3 separate regions of the Homo sapiens genome follow, and all the other regions are linked to region 3. Evidence: chromatin loops called from intact Hi-C (ENCODE). Cell type or tissue: heart right ventricle. All regions are shown on one strand.

What was found. Hi-C counts contacts between places; a loop is a spot of excess contacts. Peaks named below come from ENCODE experiments on the same cell type or tissue, not always from the same donor. Only the 100,000 strongest peaks of a DNase experiment are listed, where the experiment ranks them.
Region 1: a loop joins it to region 3, with 11 times the contacts of the local background. A loop is called at or near these places in 65 of 110 quality-filtered maps.
Region 2: a loop joins it to region 3, with 8 times the contacts of the local background. A loop is called at or near these places in 39 of 110 quality-filtered maps.

The regions. Positions count from the first base shown.
Region 1 is chr2:119,749,348-119,757,347 of GRCh38, forward strand. The region is part of intron 1 of LOC101927764 (a long non-coding RNA gene); the gene reads right to left. Among named protein-coding and RNA genes, the nearest start is that of PTPN4, 6.6 kb to the right of the region's middle. In heart right ventricle, a CTCF peak has its summit at 4,194 (motif pointing right); a DNase peak (open chromatin) is centred at 7,694; H3K27ac peaks cover 804 bases.
Region 2 is chr2:119,637,379-119,645,378 of GRCh38, forward strand. CFAP221 (cilia and flagella associated protein 221) reads left to right here. Exons shown (of 24, transcript NM_001271049.2): 20 at 881-1,039; 21 at 2,403-2,494. Among named protein-coding and RNA genes, the nearest start is that of TMEM177, 38 kb to the right of the region's middle. In heart right ventricle, a CTCF peak has its summit at 4,370 (motif pointing right); a DNase peak (open chromatin) is centred at 4,373.
Region 3 is chr2:120,171,526-120,179,525 of GRCh38, forward strand. EPB41L5 (erythrocyte membrane protein band 4.1 like 5) reads left to right here. Exons shown (of 25, transcript NM_020909.4): 25 at 3,316-7,594. The coding sequence ends at 3,382. LOC105373582 (a long non-coding RNA gene) reads right to left here and starts at 3,359. Exons shown (of 2, transcript XR_007087216.1): 1 at 1-3,359. RefSeq lists an enhancer at 5,609-5,708. In heart right ventricle, CTCF peaks have their summits at 3,669 (motif pointing left), 3,870 and 5,914; a DNase peak (open chromatin) is centred at 5,712; H3K4me3 peaks cover 728 bases.

The DNA of each region.
Region 1 (8,000 bases), 420 kb before region 3:
CATTTGTCTAAGGATGTATGTGTCAGCTTTAGCAAGTAGGTACAACTGCTGCAATTCCAACATCCTTAACCTGGCTCTGTCAGAAACTTGGAAACTATTGATTCTGTAAGTTATTTCTAGCCTGCCAGAGCACTTGTACTTATTCTCTCTCCCCCCAACCCCAACTTGGCTTTTAGAATAAGTTTTCATCAGTTCCCAAGAAATGAATCATTGTGAATACAAAATGACTAAGAGCATTTCTTTGGACCCTACACCCCACAACAGACACAGGCTGACCCCCTTGATGCGCTTCCAGGATTAACAAGGATCTGAGAACAAGCAGTATAGAAGTAGGGGCAATAAAGGAAATTGATGTTCTCTGAGATTGATTTGTCAAATATTATGTATATCTTTTGCCTGTTCCCAAATTCCTTCACTTAATTCTAAATTTGATTTTAACAGCCTACAAATTCCTGTTGGATTAAATCTTTATGACTCATCTGTACTTTCAAGTTCCTGTAATTGAAAATTCCATTTATATGTGATTTTCTTATTATTATAGTATCTTCTTTTGCACACCAGAGGACACCTGGGTGTGTATTTCAGGAAGGTATATAGACCTGTTTGGACTGGCCTAATAGTCAGATTGTCATCAATAAGAAGGAATGAGGCACACAAAATTTAAGCCTCACATTTAAGCCTTGCCCTGCCCTCCACCTACAACTCTCTCTCTGTCTCTCTTTCTCTCTCTCTCTCTCTGAAACCTGATGCTCAGATAGAAAGTTGGGTTCTAGGCCAGACGCGGTGGCTCACGCCTGTAATCCCAGCACTTTGGGAGGCCAAGATGTGCAGATCACGAGGTCAGGAGATCGAGACCATCCTGGCTAACATGGTGAAACCTCATCTCTACTAAAAATACAAAAAAATTAGCCAGGCGTGGTGGCGGGTGCCTGTAGTCCCAGCTACTTGGGAGGCTGAGGCAGGAGAATCGCTTGAACCTGGGAGGCAGAGCTTGCAGTGAGCCGAGATCGCGCCACTGCACTCCAGCCTGGCAGCAGAGTGCGACTCTGTCTCAAAAAAAAAAAAAAGTTGGGTTCGAAACTGTGTGACTTCGATAATCCTTAGTGCTAGTATTGACAGGAGAAGAACCTAAAGTAGTTAGAAACTAGAAGTGGTAAACTTGAACCAGCAACTGCAAGACTTTGTAAGTCACTGATTTTGATGAAAGAGACATTTGTCTCACTCATAATGGGCAGTTTGTCTTTTAATTCTGAGAAAGTTAACCTAAAAAGAGTGAAGCACAACCTTAATTTTTGTTTTAATGTGTTCCCGGAAATTCAGATTGAAGAATAAAAATGTATATAACTTGCTGAATGCCTACAATATAATTTAGATAACTTAGTTGGTTTTTCCAGTGAAAATTATTAGGCCACAGTAAAATGCTGGGTTAACCTGTCAACATTCAGTAGAAAATTCAGGAACTATAATAAATAGGGGGCCCAACAGCCTTTACTGAAAATTAATACAAATTTTAGTCAAGTGACTAGCAATAAGCTTTTAAGATCACCATTTGTTATAATCTATTATAAGTTTTGCTTTACCTCCAGCAAAAGTTCTCATATAAAATTGGAAACATTATTTAAACTGTTTAAATATATGATGATAACACATCAAATCTCTAGTATCTCACATCTACAAGATTACAACAGACTTTTGAATTTCCTTCCCCTACACCTCAGGCATAGAACAGACTCCCCTCAGTGCAAAGGTTCCCACGGCAGTGATTACTAACTAGGGATGGGACCTAGAAGGGTGTGGGTGACACATCGAAACTGGGTGGGGAAAGGAAGGGTATTGATGTAGCATCTCAGGTGATTCTGAGATGCCCCTCATGGGGAGATACTACCACTGTTTTAACCAGTGTGCCAGGTTCAATCCTTGCCCAAATGTAATCTCTCCTTCCTCAATACCATGACATTAATTTTTCTTAAATCATTCACTTTATCATCCTACTCCCTTTCTTACACACCTTCATCATCTATCAGTTAATGTTCATACTCTTCAGCTTGACTTTCAAGAAACACTGCACCTCTCCCTCCTACCGTCATCACAAAGCTTCATAAGATTAGAAGTTGGCTGTATCTCCTGTACTACCCCTTGCCATTACATTACCCTTTGAGAATGGTGCAGGAAAAATCAGTTTATTTCAACAATTTTTTTTTTTTTTTAATTTTAGGCTCTAACATGTATGGCTACGGGGGACCCAAGAGTAAACAAAAGCCAGGATCACTGTTCTAAGGAGCACAAAAGTCAACTGGAGAGAAGAGAGGAAACTGGCCATTGCAGCCTCACAGGCTGTGTGCTTTACTTGGGCACAGGGAATTGAGCCTTGAGTGATGGGAGGTCAAGGTGGCTTCTGGGAGGATCCAATCTGAGAGCTGAAATCCAAAAGGTGAGAAGGAATTTGGCAAAGAAAGGGAAGGCAGGACATTAAAGGCAGAAGGAAAAGACTGCATATAAAAGGTGAGAAGGAGTGACCAGCTCAGGATGGATGAGTCATCTGTGGACCAAATCTGTGCGGGAGATAGTTGACATATCTATTGCTGAAAATAATCTGGGGATCACTGAAGTCCAATCACGGTAATGTGGGATATACTTAGAAGTGCTAAAACCAGAGAAATTGTTGACTCAAACCAGTACATTGAACATGCCTGCTTGGTGGCAATGGACAGAAGGGAACATCCTAGAAGTGTGACAGGCTGTCAGAGTCTGTCTGTGCTTATTAAGCACTGTCCAAGGGACAGACACATGCATCAGTTGGGCATGAGTATTGTCATCACTAGAGGGAGATGCTCCATGGTGGGGCTGGGAGAGATCTCTATTCTATGTTCCCTAAATAACCTTCTCATGCCTGGAGACCTCCATATTGGAAAGAGGCTGTCATTATAGCAAACATCAGTATCTGGTCCCTTCCAAAGGCATATTTGCTTTAAAAAAGAGAGTGATTTTACTTTATAACCAGTTTCTTAAAAACAGTTTAGCATATGGACAGTGCCAAGTACCTGATTAATGTGTGTGTTCTGAGAAGATCAAAATTTGGGCTCTGTAAAGCCAAGGACTAGGCTCTGGGCCCTGGTGGCTCCATGGGGCTCTGCCACATGGAAGGCACTAACTAAGAGGTCAGCAGGCCTCCTCTTTAAATGCAATAAGAATGATTTGTGTGTCCTGCTACTACGGTTACTTGTGTGTTTTGCATCTCCTCTGTCTTCTCCTTGCCCCCATCTCCATCTAGAATGTAACATGGAGCAGTGTGACTCAAAGTGCCATGCTGTAAATGGTTTGTCACTGGTCCAAAACAAGATAAATCCAGAAACTGAGAGTAAGAGTTAGAACATTTTAGAGAAATTTGACAGAGTAATTAATTTCTGTTGAATCTGATAAAATATTGGAGTTTGCTTTTTATTATGCTGTATGTCTTTGTTTTTTCATTTCATTTTATAGTAATTCATTTCTACAAAAATATTGGTCCATGGTGAATTGGTCTTTCACCCCAGATAGTTTGAGAAGTACCAATATAGAGGGTAGGGATCCCTGTTTTACATTGATGGTGTATGACATTCAGTGCCTTTCCAAATGTTAACCTGGCTGCACAGTAGAATCACCTTGAGAGCTGAAAAAAATAAATCTTTATATCCCTCTATAGAGAGAAGCTTCAGCTCCACCCTCACCAATTAAATGAGAAGTGAGGTGGGATTAGGGTGTGTCAAGGGCATCTGCATTTACTAAAAACTTCCTTGGTGTTTCTAACTTCCAGCCAGGAATGAAATCCTTAATGTGGGTGGTATCCAATCAATGACCACAGGTTGAATGAATGACTAAAACATGTCAGCCAGCCAACAACAGGTGTTTATTACACAGCTGACGGTGCTGTACCAGGTGCTGAGTAACACATTATAAAGTCATGAAGCTTAATCAAGATTTTCCAATCTGATGATAAAGCTCCTATTACAAAACCAATACAAAACAAAGGGCACAGATTAATAAACCTACAATATTCACCCACAAATAAAGTAACATTTATGCACTATGGATGGATGAAGCCCAACTCTCTCTCTGTCTCTCAAAAGCAAACAGCATATTCAATAACATGTCACCTAATGGGAAAGAGATTTCCTTAGGCTGGTGTCTCCCCGTTGGTCAAAGAATCCACTAGATGTCACTCAAGGTCCCTCAAGGTTCCCTTTCACAGACTGCGTGGTCTTTAATTTTACATCAGATCATTTTCCTCACCAAACTTTGTCCCCACAGTCCAAGGCTCCTAATGGAAACCATGCAAAATGTAAGGCACAGAACATGCTGGTTGTTTGATCTCCTTCCATGGCTTTCCGTAGTACTCTAGGGCCACACCATTCATGCATCTATTCAAGAACAGTAACTGAGGGCTGATGTTCTACGACACATTAGTTTAAGCTGCGGTGGAATCATGATGAGTGAAAATAGCCTTGGTTCTGTCCTCACGGAGTTTACAGTTTAATCTATGAAAGCACTCTTCATTCTAATTTGTGTTGTTTATTTATTTATTAGTTCTCCCTTCAGACCAGAAGCTCTCAAACTTTTTTGGCCGCCACATCCAAGTAAGAAAGAGATTTTATATTGCAATTTATATTCACACAAATGCTCAAACACATAACCAAAGTTAAAGTTTCACAGTACAATGCTTATCTTCATGTTGTGTGATACACTCTGATATTTTCTAGTCTATTCCAGTTCCTTTTTTTTTTCAAAATGCTAGTCATGATCCACCAAATTGATTTCACAATCCACTAATAAGTCACAATCCTAAGAATAAAAAATACTTGACTAGAGGGCAATGGTAACCTCTTGTGCCTAGCAAATAGTAAATGAGCAATATATTTTTTTAAATGAATGAAAATTATGAGGACTAATTTGCATTAATGTTTACATTAAGAAGAAATAGATACAGATTAAGTGGTTTATAATATGTATAATCAGTGTCCTAAGAACACATTTCTATATACACATTACATTCTATATACGCAATTATAATGGATAATTTTTTTCAGATAATCTATACCAGCTATACTAGGTACACTATATATGCTGTCAATGTAATTTATTATTTCAGTCACAATCAAGGACTCACATATTTTAAATTCACATAATTAAAAATATGTTCATCTTGGAAAAAGAAGTCATAAGCAGCAATGAACTCTTTCAGATATTAAAACTCATTATAAATTCCAATAGTAAAAGAGCCTGGGATTAGAGACCACAGCAACAGAATAATGGCCTCCAAAGATCCCTAATCCATAGAACCTGTGAATGTTAGCTTGCATGGTAAAAGGGATTTTGCAGATGTGGTTAAGTTAAAGATTTTGAGATGTGGATATTATCCTGGATTATATGAGTAGACACAATGCAATCACAAAGATCCTTATAAAAGGGAGGCAAGAGGGAGAAAAAAAGGCAGAAAAGATGATGAGAGAGAGACTTGATGCCATGCTACTAGGTTTGAAGATGGTGGAAGGAGCCATGAGCCAAAGAATGCAGGTGGCTTCCAGGAGCTGGAAAAGGCATGGAAACAGATTCTCCCCTAGAGCCTGCCTCCTCAAGGAACACAGCTTGGCAACCTGTTTTGGACTTTTGATGTCCAGAACTGTAAGATAATAAATTTGTGCTCTTTTAAGCCACTAAAGTTATGGTAATTTTCTTGTTTTTTGGGAGTTTGTTTTTTTTTTTTTTTTTTGAGACGGAGTCTCACTCTGTCACCCAGGCGGAGTCCAGTGGTGTGATCTCAGCTCACAGCAACCTCTGCCTCCCAGGTTTAAGTGAATCTCCTGTCTCAGCATCCCGAGTAGCTGGGACTACAGGTGTGTGTCACCACGTCTGGCTAATTTTTTGTATTTTTTTAGTATAGATGGAACCCCACCTATACTATAACTGGCCACCATGTTGGCCAGGCTGGTCTCGAACTCCTGACCTCAAGTGATCCACCCGCCTCGGCCTCCTAAAGTGCTGGGATTACAGGCATGAGCCACCACGTGTGGCCAAATTTATGGTAATTTGTTACAGCAGCAACAAGAAATGAAAATAGAGATGGAGTAAATAAATAGTTCAATGGCATAAAGTAAAAAAAACAGTCTAGATCCAACAAAAACTTCGAGAATTTCATATCTGATGAAAGCAATTTGGTGTGTGTGTGTGTGTGCGTGTATGTGTGTGGGTGTGTGTTTATTCCATAAGGTGGTATTAGGACAACTGGATAGTTATTTAAAAAAAAAAAAAAAGCTACATCTCTATCCCCTTACACCAAAATTATTTCCCAGATAGCAGCAGAAGACCCATTAGCAATCCTGAGATCAGGATCATGGATTTTTAAGTATTTTAAAAACACAACTAAAAGTACTAGAAGAAAATGTGGGATTTTTTTAATGTGAAAAATACAAAACCCAGAATGATAAGGAAGAGGTGGATTATAGCAGTAATAACTCTCACACAGTGAGGCAATCAGTAGTCAATTTGGCAGCATTTATCAAAGTTAAACATGGCCATACACTTCAACCCAGCAATTGCATTTCCACGAATTTGTCTTAAAGAAATGCTTCATTATGTGTACAAAGCTTTATGATGAAAATGTTCTTTAGAGCATTATTTGTAACAGCAAAGTACTAGAAACAGCCTGATGCCCATTAATTAGAGAAAGTTAAATATATTATGGCTCAGCCCTTAGATGACATGTATCTACATGTTTTGTTAAGGAATGATTTCCACACACATTTGTAAGTGAAATATGGTATGATCCCTTGTGTGTGGGGAAAAGAGATGTAGGTTTAGCTTATATATTCAGAGAAAATTCTGGAAGTGTACACAAGAACTGTCAATAGTGCCTATCTTTTGGGAGTGGGACTGACAGTAGGAAGAAGTCTTAGATTTTTAAAATTTTACACTTTTTTGTAGAGTTCCTGATATCAGGATTGCTAATGGGTCTTCTGCTGCTATTCAGCAAGAAAGGAAAAAAAGGAAAGAATTGCTGAAAATGAAGAGGGAGAGCCATGCTCACATGGTGACAAATCTGGGCCAGCTGCCTCAGAGGTATATGGTATAGGATTTTGAATTTTTTTAAGTATATTTAACACAGCTCTGTGATTAAAGGAAGCCCAAGTCACAGAATCCTGAACTTATTGGAAACATGTGTGACACCTCTTTAAAGGTTTAAATTATTTAAATTTGCTTGCTTTTGCTTTTAAGTTATGCATGAAGATTCCAGGCAGGTAAAAAGATGAAATTCTCCCTTAACTGACTAGCTAAGGCAGACAGGTACCTAACCAAGGTCTCCTGTTGGGGACCAGGTTAGATAGGACTCACATTTCACTGAAAGCCTGTATACCTTTGTATGTCCCACCTCACCAGCGTAGGCAACAAAATCAAGTCAGTTTAAGTCATGTGCTTTTTTGAAGTTAAAATTCATACCACTCTGAGCTCTACCTAGCGAGTAGAGTCCAACCTTCTGTTGAGGTTCTTCTCCCTAGGTATCCCCAGTGATCCTACGGTTACTCATTTCTTCCAAAGAAGTCCTCTCCAGTTACTGATAGTGGGTGGCTGGTGAGTCAGCCACAGTGCCTAGTCAAAGTTTCTTCTTCACGGCTGCTGCCTGGGGTCACTGCCAAGGCCCATACAGGCAAGAACAAATGCTTGTTCCCTTCTGGCTGTAGCTACCCAGGGTTAAGAGAGGTCCTACCATTGACCACACAGTGCAAAACGGCCAGTCCTCGCCTGCCAACATCCTCCAAGTGTGGATACAACCTTTGCTCTTACTCTCCCAAAGCACAGTCAAGGGCAGACTGCAGACAAGGAAAAAAAAACAGTCAATAGCAGTGTCTGCCAATATCCAGTAATGTTTGAGGCCACTTTTGAATGAAAAAAAAAATTCTTGCTAACTTCCAACTGTTAAGTCATTTTAATTATGTCTCTTAATTATACATAAACTTTAGGTAATAATT
Region 2 (8,000 bases), 530 kb before region 3:
ATTCAGGTCTAGCTGCATGTCACTTAAGTTTGGGGGGACATTTGTTTCTTGGCAGTGAGATTGAGTTTCCATAAGCTAAGTGGTTTTGTGGGGCGTTTTTAACTTGTTTTTAAAAGTTAGACAAACAAACAACAGAATCTCAGTGTAGTGGTTATTAAACATCAAACATCTGAGGTTAAACAGCTGGCAGGGAGGGGCGCTACGTTGTTTGGGACAAGAATAGGGTTTTTGTTTTACGAGCCTCTGAGAGAACAGTAAAAGGCTCTATATTTTAGTATTTTGATATAATTGCTCTGTGCCTCCATTAGTTCTGCTGGAAAATTAATAAAAAACAGGATCTCCCTTAAAACCAGATACTACTTCCAAATGGAGCCTTCCTGAATCAAACACATTACCAAAACAATGTTAAATGTTGACATTTCCTGATACATCGAATGTCATCCTCTTTTTTGTCATCTCTTTAAAGTAGCTTTTAAAAGCCTATTTTTGTTTTCAAAAGCAGAAGCTTATTTGCTTTTTTAAACCAGTGTGCTCATTTAATAACTCCCCCTAATTCATCAGCATTAGCAACAAATACTCAAAGCTGTTTTAAGCTGTGATTTCGGTTGTACTTATTTTCATGGGAGTTTAGTAAACCCATATGGTTTGTAATGAAGCTCTTAAGCCAGAAAAGTGACATTTATGAATGACTATGATTTTTTAAACGCTGCCGACTTGAAGACACCTCTGCTCTCCTGCTTCTCTTTTCCAGACAAGCTGACATGGAGTCACAGAGTGTTAGTGCTAGTGGGAGCCACAGACAGCATTAGCTGATGCCTGTCCTATGCCTGGCTTAGAAACTGGTAAACAGAAAAGAATATTTTTTCCCTGTCTTCGGCAGAATCCCAACCCAGGATTATTTGCTGTAATGCATCCTCTGACCTATGCAGAAACGTTGATAGATTACCATCTATGCTCTCACCCCAAGTACAAATTCACCAAAGAGTCCCGCCACGGGTCCAGCATTCCTGTCACCCAAAAGCAGTTTCTCCATCACACGGTAATGTCATCACCAGGCTCACTGGCAGAGTGACCCTGGGCTGCAGGGAGGGGCAGGGGACAAGGACAGGGTCACAGCTGGAATTGCGACAAAGGTTTGCCGCCACAGCTGCAGAACAAGAATGGTAACACCGCCCCTCATACCGCCAGCCCTAAAGGGGTACAGGTGGAGACCCCGCACCGCCTTGTCCTGACCACACCTGCCTCTCGGGCTGCCTGCTACCCTTTGTCAACATTCCTCTGGAAGGCTGCACCTAATGTTCACGTGTTTGTATTTCAATCATGTAAAAACAGCCACACGGTATGCACAACCGTTGGTCTGACCTCCTCTCTCTTTGGCCCCAAGTGTAGAAACCAGAATGGACAAAGTAGTGGAGTGACACATGCAAAGAAGTGGCTCCAAGGAATTACTTCCCCCCCAGGGAACCACCCTGACCTGAATATCCCCTGACACCCCTTGAGGATTATCCTCAGGCCCTTCAAGCTCAATTAACCCTTAACTCAGATTATGAGCTCTCTCCCCACTTCTACCAGCCACACCCTCAACTGCCTCCTCTTCCTGTGTCACCTACTTGCCTTTCTGTTTTATGGACTTTGTGTAGTTACCCATGAGATCCTTTCCCTCCTTCTCCCCCATTCCCCTCATCTAACCACCCCGGGGGGGTGGGGGGGCGGGCACCGGTGTGCCACTGACACACTGATGTGCAGACCTCCCTCTAGTCTAGCCCTTGGCCCACTGCTGCTGCAGTCAGCCTTCCCTTCAGAGAAATCTTCCTTATGCACGAGTTGATCCTGTCATTTCCTGCTCGAAAGCCCTCCGTGGGTCCCCGCTGCCTGCTGTAGCAGCTCCAAGCTCATTAGCTTGGCCCACAATGCCCTCGTGACCTGCCTGGCTCTCCAGCCACATTCCCTTCTGCCTCTATCATGCACCCTGCACTCAGCCCAGCCGGGGGTCTCCTTGCAGCGCTCGCCTCCCACGTGGCGCGCGTGTGCAGCTCTCCTGCCTGGAGTGCTGCTGGATGAACTGCCATCCTCTCCAAGTGTTGCATTAGCATCACATTCACAATAAACAAAATAGATTCTAAGGCCGCAGCTGCCCTCCATCCCGAGGACATGTTGCTTGTGCAAGTGCCTAATGAAGCAAGGGAAGCAAACCTCGCCTTTGTCTCTAATTCTGTGTTGCACTGTTTAATGTGCTTTGCTGAAGCAATTGCCTTTTTGCTTCAGAAAAATTCAAACTGAATGAAATTACAGATTTTGGTGCTTAGCCTTTTAAGTCTGAAAAATAGTTGAATAAAACAAAAGTCCTTCAGAAACTTTACCTCACCAAACAGTTGCTTCCCATGTGCTGACTTTCCTTACAGGACATTATTCCCGGAATAATGCACTGGAAAAGCTTCCAGTCCCTGGTTCTCTCCTCCCTGCCGGACCCCTCCAAGATGGAGACCACAAAGAGGTAAGCACAGCTCATCTGTTTGCTCACGAGTATGTGTGCCCCATGTATTACAGAGGCAATGATCCCCAAAAGTTAAATGCCAATAATATGTCAAACCATACTTTTAAAGCATGAGAGAAGTTTGCTAGTCAAAGAAATTTGATGATGTGTAACTGATTTTCATATTTGGAATTTATCTTGAGATACACTTCTTTGAAAAGTAATGTCCTAGGTGACGAATTGGCAATGCTTGAGTACAAGTAGACAACCATTCCATATAATTCAACTGAAATATTCATGGTCAATCTTTTTAAAATTCATAAATTGCGGCCTGGGTGACAGAGAGAGACTCCATCTCAAAACAAAAAAAAAAAAGGAAAAAAAATCATAAATTGCCAAGATTAGCCTTCCGCAGTCTCTGTATCCAGTTCCAAAGGATCCATGGCCCTCTTGTGCCACAGGCTGGCATTCACTGTGAGACCATGGCAATCCCCACACAGAAAACAGCCCTGCTCCAGATACACAATGGGTAGATCAGAATATTGTTGGATGATGAAAGAAGAAACTTAGAGTGACTACATTTTTGCTAATTTGCTTATTTAATAGCTCTTCAAAACCATAAGATATCAAAGAAGTAGCCTGGTGCCTTTTCATTAGACTCTGCCTGGCCAATCGCTGACTCCTGAGCCCTTGAATTCGCTTCTTCAGTTCACTATCCTTATAAATACAGCTAAGTGAGTGATTGGTGAACAGATGTGACTGGTGTCCCAAAATGATTATCATCAGCTGTCAAACAAAGTTCCAATCCTCTGATCCAGAATGAGGCCCACCCCAAGGTGGCAGAGCCCTGGCATGGCTCCAAGAGTGGCCAAGAAACCTGAGCTCTGCCACCAACCAAGATCAGTAGGTGATCTTTACACACACCCCAGCTCCCACTCGGGTAACCTGGATCCTCTGACTCAGAAACTCACCAGGGAGGCTACATGACCTCCAGGAGTCATGTGACCTCAGCCATGCCCCTTGGCCAACTCTCTGGGCCCAGTCCTCTTGTCAGTAAGACAAGGGGATTGGACTTGTTGCAAAGGCCATTCTCAGCGTTGATGTTTTAATTTTAGTAAGAGTACAAGAGCTCACCCAACTTGTAGTGTACAAGTGCAGCCGTCCCATCCACCCACATCCACCCACACCTCCCCAGGTATTTGAGGAGATAGTTGGAATCTGGGTTGTGACCCCAGAACACTGAATTTGACTTCCTCCTTCATCATCTTCATTGAAGGGCTTCATTGGTAAGCTCTTCCTGAACTAAGCCAAATGCAGCTGTACGTCATCTACGTCAAGGCTTTCCCATGTGCCGTCCCCTTGGGGTCACTTCCTTAGGGCTTCTCTACTCCTCTCCTTTGCCTGAAGATTAGCATGCGGTAAACAAAAAGCACCCAGCATAGGATTTGGGACATGGCAAGAGCTCAAAAATATGCTTCTTTCCAATTATTATACTTCATCCTTTCCTCAACCACCCTATTGCCATCTGAAAACCAGCATCCTTGTTCTACATTTTTAGCATATTTCTAGAATGTCAAATCTCCAGAACTGGCGGGAACAATGGCATGGAAGAGAGAAGGAAAGCTTTGGCATGGGAGAGACCTGCCTCCATTGTACACTGGATGTATCACCAGTTCAGTCCTTGGGCGAGCTACGTACTAATGAAGCCCTTCGAGCAATAATCTCCTCCTCTCTGAGGGAGAGGCAGTGATGGCATCCTCACATTTGTGTGTGTGTGAGGATAAAAGTGCAATGATCTTGTGAAGCATCTAGCATCATGCCTGGTGCATGCTTAGTAACTCTTCTCTCACTTCTACCCTCCTTCCCCGCCCACTAAGCGGCGCAGTCACTCCATCGCCACCAGATGGCGATAGTCCGTCACCACATTGACAGACTGCCTCATTTTGCTGCGGGGTGAGGATGCTTCAGAACTGACCTATGCAGTCAGTAAACCGGGTCTGGGGTGCTGTCAGCACACTGAATAAGAAAAATGAGGAATGGTGAGAAGTGGCGACCCGCTGACCATGTCCACCCGTTGTCAGCGTGTACCGTTCTTGAGAATCAAGAAAAAGCATCCTATTTTCTTTCCAAAGCAATGTCCTTGGAAAAAAATCTCCCGAGGCTGTTCTTTCAACAAGCAGTGAGAATGCAGTTACCTTGGGCTTGAATAACCATGAATTAAACATGAACTCTCCATGAATTAAAGAAAACTCTCGAACCATGAGTTGTTACTTTCAGCTTATGTGCCTGAGTGCTCTTGTTGGGCCAGTTTGTTTCTAAATAAACTGCAGTTGCATAACAGCTCATAAAATCAAGGGAGGATTCTGTATCTATCTTCTTAGCATGGATTTCCACGGGATGTAAGACTCTAGGTCATGTTTTTATTTCTGAAAACAGGTACAAAATAAGAAGTGTAATTCCTTTTTTAAGTTCTGTCTTAGTTCGTTTGGGCAGCTATAATAAAATACCATAGATGTAATTTATGAACAACTGAAATTTATTTCTCAGTTCTGGAGACTGGGAAGTCCGAGATCAAGGTGCCAGTAGACTTGGTGTCTGGTGAGGGCCAGCTTCCTGGTTCCTACATGGTTGTCTTCTCACTGTGTCCAAACATGGCAGAAAGGGGAAGGGAGCTCTCAGGCCTTTTTTTTTTTTTTTTTTTTTTTTTTAGATGAGATATCACTATCTTCCACGCTGGAGTGCAGTGGCATAATCATAGCTCACTGCAGCTTCAAACTCCTGGGCTCAACTGATTATCCTTCCTCAACCTCCCAAGTAGCTGGGATTATAGGTGTGCATCATCATGCTCAGCCAATTTTATTTATTTATTGTAGAGATATGGTTTTGCTACATTGCCCAGGCTGGTGTTGAACTCCTGGCCTCAAGCAATCCTCCCACCTCAGCCTCCCAAAGTGCTGGGATTACAGAAGTGGAGCCACTGCACCCAGCTTCTCAGGCCTCTTTGATAGGCACTAATCCTATTCATGAGGGCTCCACCCCTATGACCTAACCCACCTCCCAAAGGCTCCATCTCCAAATACCATCACATTGGGGGTTAAGTTCTTGTTATTTTTAATGTAAATAGGGATAGGGTCTTGCTATGTTGCCCGGGCTGATCTCAAACTCCTGGCCTCAAGTGATCCTCCCACCTCGGCCTCCCAAAGTGTTGGGATTACAGGTGTGAGCCACTGCACCTGGCCTGGGAGTTATGTTTCAACGTGAATTTGGGGAGAACACAAAATTCAGTCCATAGCAACTTCCTATAAATCCATTAATGATATTCCAACTTTGCAGCCATTTTGCTTGAATAAATTAGCTCCTATTACTTACGAGGTTTGCCTTGTATCTTTTGCCCCTGACAACTGTTTGTTGTTAAACCATGCAATATAGTTAGTGTTTATTTATTCCAAGTCATTTTTGTATTCGTAATAATCGAAGCAGCTCATTTATTTCTTTACTCTTCAGTAAATTCAGAGATAACTTGTTAAATCTCTTTGGACTTCCATAAAATCAGAGAGTCAGTGACAACTGAAGAAATTATCTAACCCAATAGTTCCCAGACTTTCTGATTTCATAGATGAGTGAAATGTCCAGAAGAACTTTGGGAACTGTCTTGGCATTGTCAGGGTTTTACTTTGTCAAGTAAGGACATTAAATATATATATGATTTTTTAGATGGAGTCTCACTCTGTCACCCAGGCTGGAGTGCAGTGGCACGATCTCAGCTCACTGCAACCTCCGCCTCCCAGGTTCAAGCGATTCTCTGCCTCAGCCTCCTGAGTAGCTAGGACTACAGGCGTGGGCCACCACACCTGGCTAACTTTTTGTATTTTTAGTAGAGACAGGGTTTCACTATGTTGGCCAGGTTGGTCTCGAACTCCTGACCTCAAGCAATCCGCCCACCTCAGCCTCCCAAAGTGCTGGGATTACAGGCGTGAGCCACCGTGACTGGCCAGGACATTAAAATTAAACAAAGCAACAGCCAGAAACATTGGTTTATGCCTATAATCCCAGCACTTTGGGAGGCCAAGGCAGGAGGATCACTTGAGGTCAGGAGTTCAAGACCAGCCTGGACAACATGGTGAAACCTCGTCTCTACTAAAAATACAAAAATTAGTTAGGTATGGTGGCGGGCACCTGTAATCCCAGGTATTCAGGAGGCTGAAGCAGGAGAATCGCTTCAACCCGGGAGGCAGAGCTTGCAGTGAACCAATATTATGCCACTGCACTCCCGCCTGGGCAGTGAAACAAGACTCCATCTCAAAAGAAAATAAACAAAAATTTAAAAAATAAATAAAAGCAAAACAAATTTTAAAAATGCCCAACCACCATCTACTGTCATCACTATTTCAATTTTAAATGAATATATTTAACACACACAAAAAAAGTGAGAGGAACTGGTCTCAGAATTTAAAAACTGGGTAAGTTTTGCTTCATGAAAAGCTCTTGGTTGCTGCCATTCCATTGTGCTAGACCAGCCTGGTCCCTGGCGAGCGGCCCAGACCCTGAACTTCTCAGTCACTCTTCTTAGTGGGAATTCCCTCTGACTATACATGTTCTAAAGTAAAGTTTTGGTAGAATTTTCTAATATAACCTGGATTCTTTATCATGAAGTCAGTTACTAACAAGGATAAGCTCTATGTCTCCGGGCCCAGGTTTGTTTTGGTGGGAAATGGGATTAAAGACCAAAATCTGGGTGCTATGTATACACATTGCTTCTGGGGTGGGGCAGGGTTTGCTTCTTGGCCTATTCAGCAGACAAAGTCAGGGATACACACAAACACACACACACAATGTACACACAAAGATATATGCAACATACATATATATGTAATGTATGTGCATATAAACACACATATACATATCCATATTTTAGAAAGCATGAATTCACACCAATGCCTACAGTTCCAGTCCATATCCATAGAGTTATTGCTTGCTTTCCACCATTCCATATTTGTATCTCCCTTCTTCCACTGTGAGAAACCTGGCTTCTAATACATTTACTTACTCAATCTTATAATACATCAAAAATCATTTCAGAATTGCTTGATCCATAACCACCTTAATAAACATGCAAAATAAGTTCAGATTGGTTTCCAGGTCCCCCCCCCCACCCCCTCCCACCCAAGTCTTTGGGTATGTAGTCAAATAACTTGTAGTAAGTTACTTGGGTAATTTCTTTTTCTTTTCTCTTTCTTTTCTCATTCCTTTAGCTCTCTCTCTCTCTCTGTCTCTGTCTGTCTCTCTCTCTCTCTCTGTCTTTCTTTCCTTCCAGTGTGTTTATGGAATTTCTGTGAAGTATTATGATTTGTTTCAGTTTGCTTTCAGCCTTTGTTTTTTATTTCACTTTCTTATTGATTTAATTTTATTTTTTCAATATTTTGAACATTAACGTTTTCCAAACTCAAAACTACATTAAAGGCATATTCAGGGAAGTGTCCCTCCCACCTCCCTCCAGCCCCTGGCAGGTAGCCAGCTTGGTCTTCTA
Region 3 (8,000 bases):
AACTCAAAGTCCACACACTGAAGGGTGAAATTTCCAACGTTCCTTCTTTTCTCAGTTTCCTGAATGCTGTTAGCTAAGTATAAATGTCTGAGTTGAAAAAGAGGCTTATTCTCTGGAGAAGCCAACCAACCAAAGAGAAAAAGGCCTGCACATACATTTTTGGATCCTCTGATGAAATTGCCAGGAATCTGCCAAATAATCACCAGGGAGCCCATTCGTTGATGAGTTTTGCCCATATATACACAGGTCCCAGACACATTCCAGAGCTTTTCTTTGAAATACAAAGAGAGCTAACGATTGTCAGATATGTGAGGAAAGACCAGAACAGGTAAACTGAAAAACAAGGAAATAAAGGCAATGTGAATTTTGACAAATAGAAGTAGGAAAAAAAGGCAATGTAAATAACAAAAGAAAAGGTCACAAAATCATAGTATCTGAATTTAGAGCGAAGATACTGTATCCATGCAACAATAACAGGAAACTTAAAAAAAAAAAAAGGAAAACAAGCATTTTTAGAAATTATTAACTATATTAAAAATGAAATCCAAAGAGTGTGTAAAAGATAAAATTGAGACAATCTCCCAAAATGTGTAGAATAGAAAGATGAAAACTGGGAGAGAAAAGAAAATTGGAGGATTGGCCTAGGACGTCCTATATATGAATCATAGGAGATCTAGAAAGATTACAGTCAATGGAAGGAGGAAATTGTCAAAGAAAGGAATCAAGCGTTCTCAGAACAGAGGACTTGAGTTTCTAGATTAAAGAGGTCTGTTGAGTACCCAGCACAGAGAATGAAAATAGACTACACCAAGGAGCATCATGAATCTTTAGGAGGTCAAAGTTAAGAGAGGATGTAAGTCTCCAGCAAAGGGGAAAAACGGAGTACGTACAAAGGATTGGTAATCAGAATGGCAGCAGACTTTACTGACAGCTGGAGATATTGGAGCAGTGTGCTTTCTGAATTCTGGAGGGCAATTTCTCACCCAGAGTTTTCCCAAACTATCAGTGAATTCCCAAACTATCAGTGAAGTGTGAGATTAGAATACATTTTTAGACATACAGTTTCCCTAAAATATATACTTTCCATGTAGCCTTCCTCAGGAAGCTACTGGAAGATGTGTTCCATCTAAAGTGGAAGATATGTTCCTCTTTTTTATCCAAAAAAGAAGTCATGGGACCCAGGAGGCAGTAGAGAGGTGCAGGGATTTACCCAGAGAAAGGTGAAGGGAGGTTCCAAGATGGTAGCTGCCCAGTGGGTCTAGAAAGGATCCTGTCCAGATTCAAAAAGGAGGATATAGAGTTGCAGAAAGGATTTTGCCAAGAAAAACACAAACAGGCTCCCCACCCTCCAGTTTTTAAAAAATTATATTACATGTCTGAATGTACTGAGAAGAGATCCATGGTTTACCTGAGAGGTTAGGGATAGATGAGAGATTTGTATAGAAAACTGAGAAGTACTCGGGAGGCTGAGGCAAGGAGATCGCTTAAGACCGGGAGTTCAAGACCAGCTTGGGCAACATACTGAGACTTCGTTTCTAAAAAACAACAACAACAAACCCACTAAGCCATCACGACAACAAAAAAATGAGGCAGTTATTCAGTCCAGGGAAAATAAAAGTTACATAAAACATGAAATATACTGATAGTTGTGAAAATATTTACATAATTACAACAAACACTGAATTTTAACATCATCAAAATTGGTCATATAGCTGTGCTGAAAAGATAAGAAGGCAGGATTGTGGGGCTGGGGAGAGGGTGGAAGAAAGGTAAGCCTTCACAGTCCATAGGAGGAAGTCATTGTATAAACACCTCACCCAGAACAGTCAGAACTTTGGGGGGTCGTGAGGCAGAATCTCTGGAGACAGGTTTGTTTAAACATTGGCTGCTGGGCTCCACCCTCATAGTCTGATTCGGTATATCTGGGGTGGGGTCTAAGAATTTGCATTTCTCCCAAATTCTAGAGACCCCACTTTGAGAACCAGGGACACAGAAAAGTGAAGGAAAATACCAGGAAAAGAATCAGTTGAAAGTGTTTGTCCCTCAAAGTAGGAATAGAGAGTGGTACAGGTGACTCTGTTTCATTTATAAATCTTGTTACCACTTTCAACATTTTAAGTTATGTCCTTTGTATTATGTACTTTGATATCGTTTTACATCTTTAAACTTTTTTTAGAGACAGTGTCTCTCTCCATTACCTGGGCTGGAGTGCAGTGTCATGATCATAGCTGACTGCAACCTCCAATTCCTGGGCTAAAACAACCCTCCTGCCTCAGCTTCCTGAGTAGCTGGGCTACAGGCATATACCACCCTCACCTGGCTATTTTTGTTGTTGTTGTTGTAAATACGTCATCTCACTTTGTTGCCCAGACTGGTCCCGAACTCCTGGTCTCAGTGGATTCTCCCACCTCACTAAGTGCTGGGATTGCAGGCGTGCGCCACCTTACCCAGCGTGTTTTCAGTTTTCATGAAACCAAATCAGATGTCGTTACTTCCTTGCATCTAAACTCACGCAGTTCACTGACAGCAGAAATTCACGAGCCCTCATGCAGAGCCCATGAGGGCTTCTTTTTCACACGGCTCTAACAAAATAGATTAACTGGTAGGAACACAGACACGGCCATGTAGGAATATGTAAAGAAACACAGGGCTGGGTGCAGAGGCTCATGCCTGTAATCGCAGCACTTTGGGAGGCTGAGGAGGGCAGATGGCTTGAGCCCAGAAGTTTGAGACCAGCCTGGGCAACATAGTGAAACCCCATCTCTACAGAAAAATACAAAAATTAGCCAGGCATGTTGGCACAGGCCTATAGTCCCAGCTACTTCTACTTTTGGGAGGCTGAGGTGGAAGGATCATTTGAGCCTGGGATGTTGAAGCTGCATTGAGCCATGATTATGCCACTGCACTCCAGCCTGGGCGACAGAGCAAGACCCCGTCTCACAGAAAAAAAAAAAGGAGCAGCAGCAGCAGAGAACAGCCTGAGTGTGTTGCCCTTGAGCTCAGCACAGCACTGTTCTTGATACTCATACTAACCCTGACTCATTAAGAAATGGTTAAGTGTGTGTTTAACATATTTGCTAAGAAGGGGAAATTGTGCTGTCTTTATATTTTATTTCAAAATGAAATAAGCAGTGTTTATCCAGAAATTTCCCTTCTATGGAATATCTCATTGCCAGGTTAGGTGTTACTACATATTGACTTAGGTCTGTAATCTGCTGTACCCTCAAAATGCTCTGTGTGGCACTAATGGAGACATGAATGTCCTCCTCCAAACCCCAGGGGTTCCCTGAGTAACCCATTCTCTCTTCCTTTCAGCTCTGGTCCCATTTTGGCAGAAGAAGCTGTCCTGAAGCAGAAGTGTTTACTGACCACTGAGCTCTGAGGGCCTGTAGCTGGAATACGCATCTCTCCAGCATTCCGTCCTGGGATCCGTTTCAGCTAGAATATGTTGGATTCAGGAGCTTGTCCATTATTTGTAGGTAAAAAAAGCTGCACGTAGATTTGACTTCAACTCCGTAAAAAAGACAGCTGTATTTTCCGTCCAACTGGAATTGTTGAATCACACTGCATAGCTGCCCAAAAGAGAGTGTTTGGTCTTGAACTTTCTATACTTTTATAAATGTTACAAATTCCCGAAAGAAGGGAATTTCTTTTTCTGGGGTTTCCTTCAAACTCTTGGCTCCACCTAGCGGTTCTATTTGTTCATAACAACTTCATAACAAGCCTGCCTCTGGTAGTCAACAGCCTTTTGAAAGCTATTTCCATCTAGTATCAGGGTGAGAGCATCCTTGATCTGGCTGCCTGTTAGAGAAATTGCACTTTTCCTGACTTACCTAGAAATCAAGAATTTAGGAAATTAATGTGGACACTATAAAGGCAGACTTAGGGCCAACTTTTTTTTTTTTTTACAATTATTACAACACTAAAGAGAAGTTTAGAATATAGAGAGTTTTTAAATGTCTCCCATTCTTTTGATTTCTTACTGTACTGGCTATCTTAATATTTCAAGTTTACATCAAGATAAACCCTGAGAAGAACTACGGAGAAATCAAATAAAATCCTGTCATATTTTTTTCACCCTGCCTTTCCACAGGAAGCACTCACAGGCACCACACACGTATCATGTAACTTATCAGTGGGGTGGGTTACTGTTGAAGAGACCCTGGGGCATTTACCTCAGGCATCTGCACTCCTCCGAGCCCGGTGGAGAATGCAGGCTGCTGTAGTCTCAGGTAATGAAGGCACAGCACAGCAGTACTCCACATTGTTTCCTATTTGGACATAGACTTCATTTCCTTTCAGTATAAGCTGAATAAATTTAGAGCTTTCAAACTGGAAAAAAAAATGAAACAAAACAAATACACCAAGACCAAAATAGGCAATAGGAACAGGGGTGAAGGGATGTTGTTTCTTAAATACCTACCATGTATGAAGCTATACACAGCATATACCGAAAGAACCTGCATTGCACTAGGAATTCTGTGTTAGTTTAAAAGAGATCTCTAAAACTTCCCCATCCCTTTGGGCCTGTACAAAGAAATTCTGGATGTTAAAATAATATATACTCATCACAGAAAAATAAAGTATAGCAATGTCCATCTGTAATTCTAATACCCAGAAATAACGCTATTTAGCTTTATAATTTTCGAATGAACAAGGTAAACCTCGGTTGCCATGGGGAAGAAGGATGATGTGGAAACCATATTGGTAAAGTTGTTAATCCCTCGTTATGGAGAACTGATCTTAAGCTATACCTCCTGGAATTTGCTTTCTAGTTTTCTGTCCTGCAATATGTATATAATTAAGCACTAATTTGTACTGCTTAGCATAAAAGAACATCCAGTCTTAGATCCTTAAAACTTCATGGATTGGACTTTCCTGGGCTCCTTATAACATAATCGTGTGTCCAGGCAAACGCACACTAGTGTCTGACTGGAAAGCTCAGGAATTTTAATCTTGCACTGTTTCCCAGGGAGCTGTAGTGATTGGAACCCACGTTTGCACAAAACATTTTTGCAGAAGGAAAGTCAACACTTCTTGCTGGCTGCCTCCCCTTAGCCATTATGCTAAAAACAGCTTCTGAGTTTCACTGGTGGGGCTCTTGCCAGTTCTTAATTATAGGACATATTTTCTCAAAGCTGAAGGTGACACCTAGAACCAGGGGCTTGACCCAGGACATGATGGAATGAGCATCAAATTTTCAGTGTCTTGGCAACCGTAGATGTCCTACAGGGTTACCGTTGTGCTGCTCACCACAGAGCAGCTGAGGCATTATGCCTTGGAAGACCTAAATCTCCCATCCAGTTCAGGAGGTGACAACATCCTTATTTTAAACTTCCTAAAATTAGGAATTAGGTAGTTGGACATAGTCTGTGACCTTTATGTCGTTGGATACCTGTATTCTTGACAGTTAGAATATTGGTAGGGACTTTGTTAAAATTCACTTGAATTTCAAGCTCAGAGGAAACTTTGTCTCATGCCCTGACATGAAGTGGCAAACACGGAAGTTCATACTTGAATGCTGAATTGGCCCCGACAGATTAAATGCGTGTTGGGGATTGGTTTCCTGTCATAGCTGCTGCTGCTGCCATGCGCAGAGCTGCTGTAACAGCTCTTCCTGTTCTGCTCCCCTGAGAACAGTGTGGTGGGGAGAGGCAGGGCTGAGGTGGTCTACGAATGTGGCAGGTAGGGAAGGGGAGATGTCTGTCTCTTGAGAAGAGAGAGGCATGTGTGCCGGCATCCTTGATGGGTTCAAAGAGAAAGGTTGGAGATGATAGTGGGTGAGAAGCAGGCTGGTGAGACTGGGCTGAGGTTGGAGAAGGGGCAGCCGGGGGCACTGCTGAGGGTTTGCCGTGCACGCCTCGGACGGAGCACGGTGGGGTGGCGGGGAGCAGATAGTGCTGCCTCCCTGCGGGCAGACAGGAGAGGAACCTCAACTCAGTCCATTTCATAGCCCTGATAGGGGAAGTGGGAGTTGACAGGATGGTTTAAAATAAGACGTGAAGGTTTCAGTTACCTGCTCTAGACTTTGCCTGAGAACTTGTAAATTAATCAGTGAGACCTAATTTGTGACATGTCAGTAGCATCATCTTTTGACACACAGGAGGTCATGGTCATTTCATTCCTACTCTTCAGGAGACACTGCTGAACAGAGGAATGATTCTGTTCCTTGTGTGCTTACTTCCTTAACATTTATACATTGTTTTAAGAAAAAACTTTTAAAAATATTTCTTATAGTCTCCTAACATTTGTCTCTAGCCTTTGCCTTTGTACAATCACAGATATCCTATGGAGATTTAAGGATGAAAGCCCTGAGTTGTTCTTGGGTTCTTGGATCTGGACTACTTGTTATCTTATGCTTCTCACTTCTGGCTAAAACTTGCACCTCTTCTTCTCTTAGCTAAGCCCCAAAATGAAGATTTCCTTCAGAAGTCTTGTTAGCAGAATTATTTATCAGTCACAGAGAGAAAAATCTGCTATTTTTCTAAGTAAGAGTCTCGAGAAGCAGAGTTTTTGTCTTGTCATTGAGAGGAGTCAGCAGTCTTGTTCTGTAAAGGACCAGAGATGGTAAATACTGTCCCACTCAGCTCTGCTGGCGCAGTACAGCAGCAGCAGCCCCAGCACAGCTGTGTTCCTGCGGAGTCCCCTTTACAAAGCCGCTGACCCCTGATGTGAAACTTTGTAGAGCAGCAGAGTGGCTGCGTGAAACGGGAGGCTGGCAGGTCCTCAGATAGGTTCTGCAGTGTTACCTGTCACTTGGAGGCAGCCAACACTTCTGGACATTGCATCCTTATTCACACATGTGGCAGCTGAACGAGGTGCTGTTGTGGGTGTCTCAGCTCTGAGGGTCTTTGTGAGCTCCCACTGTTGTGGGTGTCTCAGCTCTGAGGGTCTTTGTGAGCTCCCACTGTTGTGGGTGTCTCAGCTCTGAGGGTCTTTGTGAGTTCCCACCAACTTTTAATTATTCATGCCCTTGACCATGTGGTTGCTTGGAGACCTGGGGTCTTCTGCAGACTGAAGAAGACACATTTCTAGATTATTTGTCCTTTTTATCCTCTCAAAAATTTAAACACTGTACCTCTTCAGTGGTCAGAAGAAAGTTGGAAACTTTTCCTACATATTAGGCGTTAGTATGAGGACATTTGTTTGAATTATAGAAATTTGCCCTGAGCTGAACTGGGTTGTGTTAACACATTGGTAGAGCTATGATTCCTTCCCAGTTCTAAGAGATACGATCTGTAAGTCCCTATGTCACCACATTGCTTGAGATGATCATTCAGTTACTTGTCAGGATTTCTCCTCTTCAGAGAGATTTTTTTTTATAGCACAGATTCCTTTGCCCCTTTTATCTCCTTATCTGGATATGATAAGTGGTTATGAGGGTCTCACTAACTATTTTGTGTTTACCTTTTATATGTGTAAAACTTTGCAGTAGCATTTAAAGTGTAATTTATTTTTCTATCAAGTGCACTATTCATTTAGTGTGTTCCAGTTTTATATGACTTGTATTAGAAACACTGCACTGAGTTGTTTGTACACTGAAATGAGAACTCTAGATGTAACTCTATTCAAATAAACCTTCGTGAGACATTCATGTTTTTGTGCACTGTTTCTGTTTCTTGGAACTGTGATTCCTACATGCTGACCTCAACAGAGTTAGACCAGATCCACTGTTGGTACAAACCTGAGGAAGTGAGCAGAAGCAGCCGCACTGTTTTTAGGTTGATTTCCATGTTTTTGTGGTGTAAATTTGGGAGTAGGGGCATTTTCAAAGGTTGAAAACCTCATTGGTCATCCCCAGCATATCCTGGAAGGCACGGTGGTCATTCCAAGGACAGCATGGTGCAGTATCACCACAGCTTTGGACATCGGATCTGGGCTCTACTGCTTAATACCTCAGGTTTTTTGTCTGAAATGGCACATGAAGTGTGTGTCACAGCGTGTGGTAGAGTATGCAGGTGTTGACTTCTCCTTCTCTTGGCGCCCACCAGTCCCCAGCC